Regions from separate parts of the Homo sapiens genome. Here region 1 is linked to region 2. Evidence: chromatin contacts called from ENCODE Hi-C or POLR2A ChIA-PET data. All regions are on one chromosome and are shown on one strand. Each heading gives the region's core, a stretch centred on a gene start or an enhancer-like site at or near the end of the contact. The rest is flanking DNA. Distances are from core to core; before and after follow the strand shown.

What was found. Hi-C counts contacts between places; a loop is a spot of excess contacts on that map. ChIA-PET counts read pairs that join two places held with the same protein, here RNA polymerase II (POLR2A). Pooled maps may share reads with other maps.
Region 1: a loop to region 2 is called in a map with no recorded cell type, with 6 times the contacts of the local background. The contact joins the enhancer-like site here to the promoter of LINC01571 in region 2. A Hi-C loop is called at or near these places in 1 of 37 single-sample maps with no recorded cell type and 1 of 50 pooled maps. POLR2A ChIA-PET finds 5 or more read pairs at or near these places in 2 of 52 experiments (BJ and activated T-cell).

Annotation. Positions count from the first base shown.
Region 1 is chr16:51,831,681-51,835,591 of GRCh38, reverse strand. No RefSeq gene overlaps it. Among named protein-coding and RNA genes, the nearest start is that of LINC01571, 71 kb to the right of the region's middle. Within about 2 kb of position 1,329, at least 2 of the 41 ENCODE cell types and tissues checked have a DNase peak (open chromatin) inside an H3K27ac peak, as active enhancers do.
Region 2 is chr16:51,760,420-51,764,746 of GRCh38, reverse strand. It overlaps LINC01571 (long intergenic non-protein coding RNA 1571), which reads right to left and starts at 2,228. Exons shown (of 3, transcript NR_110916.1): 1 at 2,172-2,228. It overlaps LOC105371257 (a long non-coding RNA gene), which reads left to right. Exons shown (of 4, transcript XR_001752182.1): 3 at 2,331-2,817.

The DNA.
Region 1 (3,911 bases), core at 80-2,579, 72 kb before region 2:
CTGTGAAGTTTAGCAGAGCAAGAAGTCTCTCCCGGTGCCATGGAAGGGAGGCCTTCTGGGAACTGGCTTATCACAGTAGGGACGAGAGCACCGCTTGCTCCACCCATGGTTCACATTCAAGAAGATCCTCAAATGTACACCCACAGGCACAGAGATATCAAATGCTAACACACTGGAAGGAAAAAGCCAGTCATCTTATGACAGTACACTTGTGCCTCATGACTGTGCCATACTATCTGTAAAGGCTTATAAATGGTTATTTTTGATAATCTGTCATTATTTTCTTAATACATAATAAAAAATGATTACATTTGTGGTGTGTGTGCATATAGGCCTGTTAAAAGCTCTCATTTGTTAAATATAAACAGTAAAAATATATTGTAATTATAAAATCTGTTTTAGAATTTATACATTTTTCCATACAATTAGAGCCTCAAAAATCAGAAAGGAAACTTGGCCCTCCTTTCTGTTGGACAGGCCCTGCCTTGTAACGGCAATATAAAACGTTCCGTAAGTTGTAGAAACTCTTGCATGTGTTACCTACTATTTAGCTTATCTGTCACTGAGGCTGCCTGAGGGGCATGAACACTCCTGGGCCTGGAGTGGCCCTTGAGAGCTGGGTGATGTCATTGTACTAGAAACCCTCACTTGGGTTTACCTGGGGCTCTGCATTTCAGAGGGCTTTTTCTGGGTATCTCACTTCTTTTCCATCCCCCAGGAACCTGTTTAAATAAAGAATCAGGGTCTAAATTCTTCTCTGGGGGAGGCTGGGCATTGCTCAGAAGTGGCATTTATTCTTCACAAAATGCCAAGATGAACCAGGGCGCCTCATTCTCTTCCCTTTGCCTTTCATGCTCCTAATATGCGACATTCTTCTAATGGTATTAATAATGCGTAGAAGCTGAGCTGCAAATTCAGGAAGTAAATGAGATGCACTGACATAAAAGCTCTGTTAAAAAGCATTCTTTCTACATGATGTTCATCCAGTAATTTTTAAAATCAGTTTTTAAGATTTGAAAGTAGCTAAGTCAGACCGCTCTGACTTCATGTGGGACAAACGATGTCGTTCCTATTAGAACTGATATGCTTCTCAAAGAATCTGTCTCTGCTTTTCTCGTCTAACCTAAAACCCCATTCTCTCTGCTAAGTTTTCCCAGAGATTACGGTTTACTCTGGCATTATATAAACTTCTAAAATAGCAAGGGAACGTGAAATGCCGATAGGATTTAACTCTGCAGTGGAGTTGCTTAGGGGAGGCGTCATCACAGTAGTGGAATTACTTCATTTGGAAAATATGCCTTATTTTGTGAAGCTTCTTTGTCGTCTAAGAAAGGAGGCAGAAGAAGAACGGCTGGGGTTCATCACAAATTAAGCAGCAGCCAGGGTTTAGCAAGATATTTTCAGTTAGATTTGGAAAAGGAAAAAAGTATCTAAAATGCTTGTTACGTAGAGCTTCGTATCGATAAGAACACTGAGGACATGGTTATGGGGAAGCTTCAACCTGGGAGGGCTGTGATACTAAACTGAAATTAACAGGACAGGCAATTGGCATAATTAAGAAGTGTGTAATGGTAGAGTGGAAAGAAAGATGGCTTAATAACCTCATCATGCCCTGGTTCTACTCTACCTGGCTATGTGAACTTAAGCCAGCCACTTGACCTCTCTAACCTCTATTTTCTCATGTGGATCCTAATATCTGTCTTTGGGGATTATCAGAAGAGAATAAAATGAAATGAATGTACATTACCTTTTAAAGAGATATGTACCATACAAATGTCAGCTCTCATTTGTTCTTTATAATGCATGGGAGAATTATAATATAGAGAGGGGTCTTTTCCCATGGAGGCCCTCCAATAGGCTCCTTGCCACTTGCCTGCCTGAGAGAGCTGGAGGACATTGTGTCTGGTGTCTGCAAATAGGCCCTCACCTATGAACATGCTGCTATTTGCTGTAGATACCAAAGGTTCACATTAGTAAGCCTTTACCTCCTTCCAGGGAGGGAAATGTATGACACTGGGTACTTACCCACTGAAATCTATACATTGTATCCAATTTGTAGATGCAAATATGAGCTTGGGGTAAATTTATGCCTTTAATACCCCGGGGCTTTTTTTTTTTAATCCCTGATGAAAGACATCGTTGTGCCTCCTTAAAACAAATGAAGTATCAAGGAAGTAACTATGGCTCTGAAGAAGTGGGAGCTCTAAACAGTGTCTCTCAAAAGTGCTTTGTCCTGGAAATGGCAAAGAAGTAACCTTAGAGTGCCTGCCTGCCACCTCTGCTCCAACCCTTAGAGCATGAAGTCTTACCTCCCTTCCTGACTGGCTTGAGGATGTTATGCAAAGTGATAGGAAGCTGTGAAGAGAGACTCGGTCTGCATATAGCGAAGCCAAAAAAACATCAAACCATTAAGATCAGCACTTCCCCTCCTATTGGACTTCAAATCAGAGCTCAGGAGCAGGTATCTGAACAAAATTATATTTTAAGTGATTGACATTTACATTAAAGTAGGTATAAGGCTGTTATTGGAATATGGTTCCAATATGTACCAGTATGGTACATATGGAATCAAAGACAGAAATGTAAGAATGCATTCATAAGAACAGTAGAACACTCTATAACATTATGATTAATAATAAAATATTCATATGGCATTTTATAGGTTACAATATTGCTTCACATTTCATCTCATATAATTCATGGCATATCCCTGCAAATTGAAGAATGATTATTGCTTGTGAAAGAGGAAATTGAGGCTCAGAGATTACATGGTATAGCCAGGTCACACAGCAAATGATGAAACGGGAATTCAAATATAGATCTTTAAATGCCAAATTTTAACACGTTTTCACCATATCATAGATAAAAATTTAATAGGAGAACAAGACCTAGAATGTTCTGGTGCTCAATGGAAAAATTTTCAGGTATTTTAATTTTAGAATCATTTATGTGGTGTCAGTGAGTTTTAAAAAAATTATCAATAAAGGCAAAAATGCTAAAAGGTTTCTCGGAGCCAGTATTATGAGGAAACCGAAACCTGTTAGGAAATTGGTTATAATATGGAATGTGCATATTAAAATGTCATAAACTTTATTGAAAACTCTAAATATGTAACTAGAGTTTTTACTAAGTTCATAAAACATAATATTGGATACAGCATCTTTTGTCAATCCTTGTGGTTCATGTGTCAATTACCTGGTTACTTAGTAACCAAGTAATCCAGTAACCAAGAAGTCAAGCCATAGATTAAATAGTCCCCAACCGGGCAATAAAAAGGTCCCTGAGTACAAATTTGCAGAATTATGGTTTATTGTGTTAATAATCTCCCCATGTCTGTGGCTAGCCTTCCACGGATGGGCTGGCGAGTGTGTGCTACTCTGGAGCCCAGCCGTAGTGCTTGCTATTTTGTTATAGTACCTGCTTTTCAGAGAGGAAATTAAACCACAAAGCATGCTCTGGCTTAAAGTCACTGAAGGAAATGAGGGGCTGAGCACACACCCAACTGAGTTTGGGGATTCGGGGGAAGTCCAGACTCTGGTTAGGAGAGCTGCTGGTTTGAGGTTCAGTTCTACCACTTTCTTGCTAAGCTCTCAGGACAGGTTTCACCAGTTGATTCTTGCTGGGATCCTTTGCATAGTGATGGCCCTCTACAATGATTCAAAGATTCCTTCAACAGATATTTGTGGGGCACCACAGTGTACCAGGCACTGTGATAGGCACAGGCAATGCAATTTTAAAAAAGACATGCTCAGATCATTCACCCAAGAAGTTCACTGTGTAGGAAGCAAAGAGATGTTAATCATATAATGACATAGGTAAATATATAACTGTCATCAGTGTTCTTCAGTGAGTAGATAGTGCTGTGAGAGTGTCCTGCACCAAGACGGGATCTAATGCAGAATAGGAGAGGG
Region 2 (4,327 bases), core at 979-3,478:
AGGAACTAACCCCTCCTTTTAAAAATAATGTAAGTGAGGCTCAGATGTCATAAGAGACATGAACAAGGACACTTGGTCACAGCATAGCCAAAATATAAGGTCACATTTTTGCCCTGAGGTTGGCCACAATATGGAATAACAGTTTTGCCACCAATCTTGAAGTCTCAAGATAGGTAACCAATGTAAGTCTTTGAAATAATGCATATTAGAGTATTTTAAGATTAATCTTTTTATCCAGATAAGATGAAATGGCTTTAGAACTTTTGCTTTAATAGGAAGAGGAGGCTAATTGGCACACTCTTTGCTTGTATCTAACTGTGTGCTTAAGAGTGTGAAATCACTTGGTAGAACAAAGTCCTTAAAACAATCATGAACAATGGTGATAGAAAAGGAAGCTGTGGGACTCCTCAGCCAGAAAAGGGTCTCTAGGTAAAGATTCACTTTGCCAGGAAACCTCACAAATTATAAACTAGTGGCATTTCCAGATGAATGGTATTTTACTTTATGGTTCTTTGAAGCACGCGTGAATCATTCTGAAATGATTATATGAAGAACTGGTTTTATGACGTGAGCTTATGTGGTACGTTAGCTCCCAGTTGGCTATCCTGGGGAAGCAAAGACAGTGTGGTTAATCGAGAGAATCAAAACTAAATTTCTAGACCTGATTTCTGACCCTAGCTGTGCCTCGAACCAGCTGTGTAACTGGGCAAATTACTTTGCCTCTGCCAATTTTGGTTTCCTGGCTAAAGATTTTTACTAGAGGGTCTCTAATAGGTTGCCAGGTTGAGAAGGAAAAAAAAAAGTAAGGAAGAAAGGAAAGAAGGAAGGGAGAAGGAAGGGAGGAAAAAAAAAAAACAAAAACAACACACAGGCATCCACTTAAATCTGAATGTCAGATAAACAAAGAATATCTTTTAGTGTAAGTATGCCCCACGTAATATCTGGGACATACTTACACTAAAATCAAACCACTATTCATTCTTTTTCTGAAATTCAAATGTAACTGGGTATTCTGTAATTTATCTGGCAACCCTAGGCCTCCAATTCTATAATTAATGATTCTGACTGTATTTGTTTCTAAAAGTGTATGAAGGAGAGAGAGAGAGAGAGAAGCAATCCCCTGAAAGCACTCACCAGCCGGTTGCTAGTCTGCAAAAGGACAGCTCATGGCATTAGAGTAAAAGTCTCTTTAGGCTGAGAGGCAGCCCTGGAGAAAACAACGCCCTTTCCTGATGACATAGGCCCCTCCCATGGCTGTCCTGAGAGCCAGACCTCTTTGTGGGCCTAGAGAGCTCTGTGCCCTGAACCGTCTCAGTGGCAGGCAGTGCTGTGCTGAGCGCCCTAAGAAAAAGCCTAGTCCCTTCCATACACAAAGACAATTGCAATTAATCCCTGTTGTGAGCCACCAGGCACCAAGGATCACAGAATCCTCACAACAGGGGCCTAAACAAATCATCCTTAGGTGGAAACCAGGAATGGATCCAGCCTCCCCTTTCTCCCTAAGTAATGTGGACATAGAGGGCATCCACCCCAACCTGTTTGTTATGGGACTGGGTAAGAGTGGGAAGATAGAGCAAGATAGAGAGAGGAAGAGGATGTGAGATGCTGGAAGTCAGTGTTGCAGTCAGTTAGCAAAAGGCCGGGTAGTTAGAATTGGGATACCGAGATTTCCCCCACAACCTTAAAAAATAATTGCAGGTAACACTTTATTCTGTGTTACAGTGAGGTCCCTCCCTTAAGCATAATGACTGCTTCTTTGGTCCATTTAGTTTGGGTCTTTTGCAATTTATCAGAGATGAGTTCCCTGGAGTCTGGGATCCCATTCAAAGCAGTGTGGGCGCACGCATAAGTGTGTTGATTGCATTTCCACAATCCTCAGATTCTGCCCTTGAGAGGGGCTGTCCCTCCACTGATTCCTGGAATGGATGGGCAAACAGAGCCCCAGTGTCTCCAAAAGCACTTCAGAATCCCCCTCACCACCACCGCCACGCCGCCAGGAAATGAATTAACCTGGACACCCAGACAGCTGCCATTAACTCGACCTCCCCTCCATAAAGAAGCACGCAGAGCCGGAGTGTAAAGAGGATATGGTTAGGATACGATGTTTAACAGAGAGAAAGAAAGGAGGAGAAACAACTGTTTGCTTTAGATGCAAATAAACTCAACTTCACCTTTAAAGCTGAAAACCTGTGCCCTTGGCAAGACGTTTGGGGACTGTTCCAGAGATATTAATCTTCCTCCGTTTACATGTTAAATAGATCTTTGGAAACGGTTTCTCCAGCACTGTTTTTTCTCTCCGGCACAATCTCCTTCTCTCTTTCTTTTTTTAGTACAGTCAGGACTCCCCAGCAGCGAGAAGCCCCGGGGGACGAAGGTGGAGGCACCAAGCCGTGTGGATTTCAGAGCCATCCGCGGCTGCCGGCTGTTGGGGCGGCCAGGAGTGGCCTGCCAGCAGATGGCGCTGCGCCGCACGTTATGGACCCTCGTGTGCCCGACCGGCTCAGGGAAGGAGACAGACGGCTCAAAGTTTCTAGTGCCATTCCTGGACTGAAACAAATGTTTGTGGAATTAAGTAGTGATTTCCTTTAGTGTGCGCCACTCTTACTGGCTGTGTTTTCAGGCCTAGATGTTAACATATGCCACATATTACTTTTTTTTTTTTTTTTTTCCTGGTGAAGTCAGGGGTTTCCAAGCACTCAGCCTCATCCTAAGTGTTCATGTCAACTAGCAAAGGTCTGCATTTTCTGATAAAATAACTTATAAAACTTCCATATTAAGAGCTAAAATGGTTTGGAAGACAAAGAAGTGCTGAGAAATGTAAGTAAACAGAGCACCTAACATTTTGTCTTTCTAAATAAACAAACGGGGAGGGAGGTGTTCCTTTATTAGGCTCAAAAATTACTCATGAGAGCGGCCAGGAGGAGATTCAAGGCATTCGGGAAAAAGTGTCTCTGGCTACTGGGGGGAAGGGGGTTGCATTATGTGATTGCTGGAAACACTGAGGTGCAATGATCATAAATGTAGAATCGTGGAGAAAATTTAGGATATGCTCGGAACACCCAAGGCACAGCCAGAAGTCCCTGGGTTTTCAGAACCCAGTTAAACAACAATGGGTTAAGGGTGATAGGAATTGCCAGTGCAATTGCTTCACCATGCCAAGTGGCTCCATTAGTTAGGGTTCAGTATGTATTTAATGTTGCCATAAAATCTGTCTTCTCAAAGTAAACAAGGCAAGTCTGTGAGCATCTCCGACAAGATGTATGAAGCTTTGTTTGGGATAATGGATTTGACATGAGTAAAAACACTGGGGATTAAATGGACCCAGCACGGATAAATATGACTAATTGTCATCTCCTCGTATCAGCGTAAACATCTCTAGCACCGCATACTAGGGAGAGATGGTGGAGCAAGGGGGTTTGGGGGCGATTAGTCACTGCAGAATTGATTCACAACTGATTGATTAAGCAGGGATGGAGGGGAACATTGAGGCCTTTCCTTCCACATGGAGGTGAATGTCGCGTTTTAGAATTTCCAAGCATTTCTTGCTCAGATTGAACTGTGAGTCACAGCCCTAAAGAGTGAGTACACAGCTGTTCTGTTGTGTGTGTACACGGTAACTTTGGGCTTCTTTTTCTTAAATGTTCATTAATCTTTTAAAACTGGCAGAATGGCCCGAGCATCTTTTACACAAAAGAACAAGATCTGAAGTCTTGTCATGGACTTTTTAGAAGTTTTCAGCAAGCGACTCAATTCCTGTTTCTCTTAATGTACATAGAGATAATATTTAACTTTCCTCACCTATGTTACTGCTTTATTTTGTAAATATCGCTATGTGGATTTCTTTTTCTTAGATGATGAATACATATATCTAATACTAAAATACATTTTTTCAAAGTAAGCAATATTCTCAGGCTTTGAAACTTTCTCATTTGGAGCAGTAATTATATTTAAGGTCATTAAATAATCTGAAAGAGAATATTCATTTACTAACATATGGTTTTTAACATTTGATTCTGTTTTTTCTTTTTACCTGTTTTCATTTTTTAAGCTAAAGTTCAAAGACATTTTCTAACCAAATGTCATTTATCATATCAACATATGCTGTTTATACCGTGAATATAGTTAACGTAGTGAAATGAAACTTTAGTTGTGTGAAAAATAGCAACTTTTAAGGCTCACCAAATATTACAAACACTGCAAATTCTTTCTGTAATATCCAGAAGTTGATTTTGGATCAAAATTTAGAGCTGTCTTTCAAACAGAGCCACATTAAATTTAAAATTAGTCAAGGATTACAGTTTGCTATGAGAAATGTCTCCACCTCCAA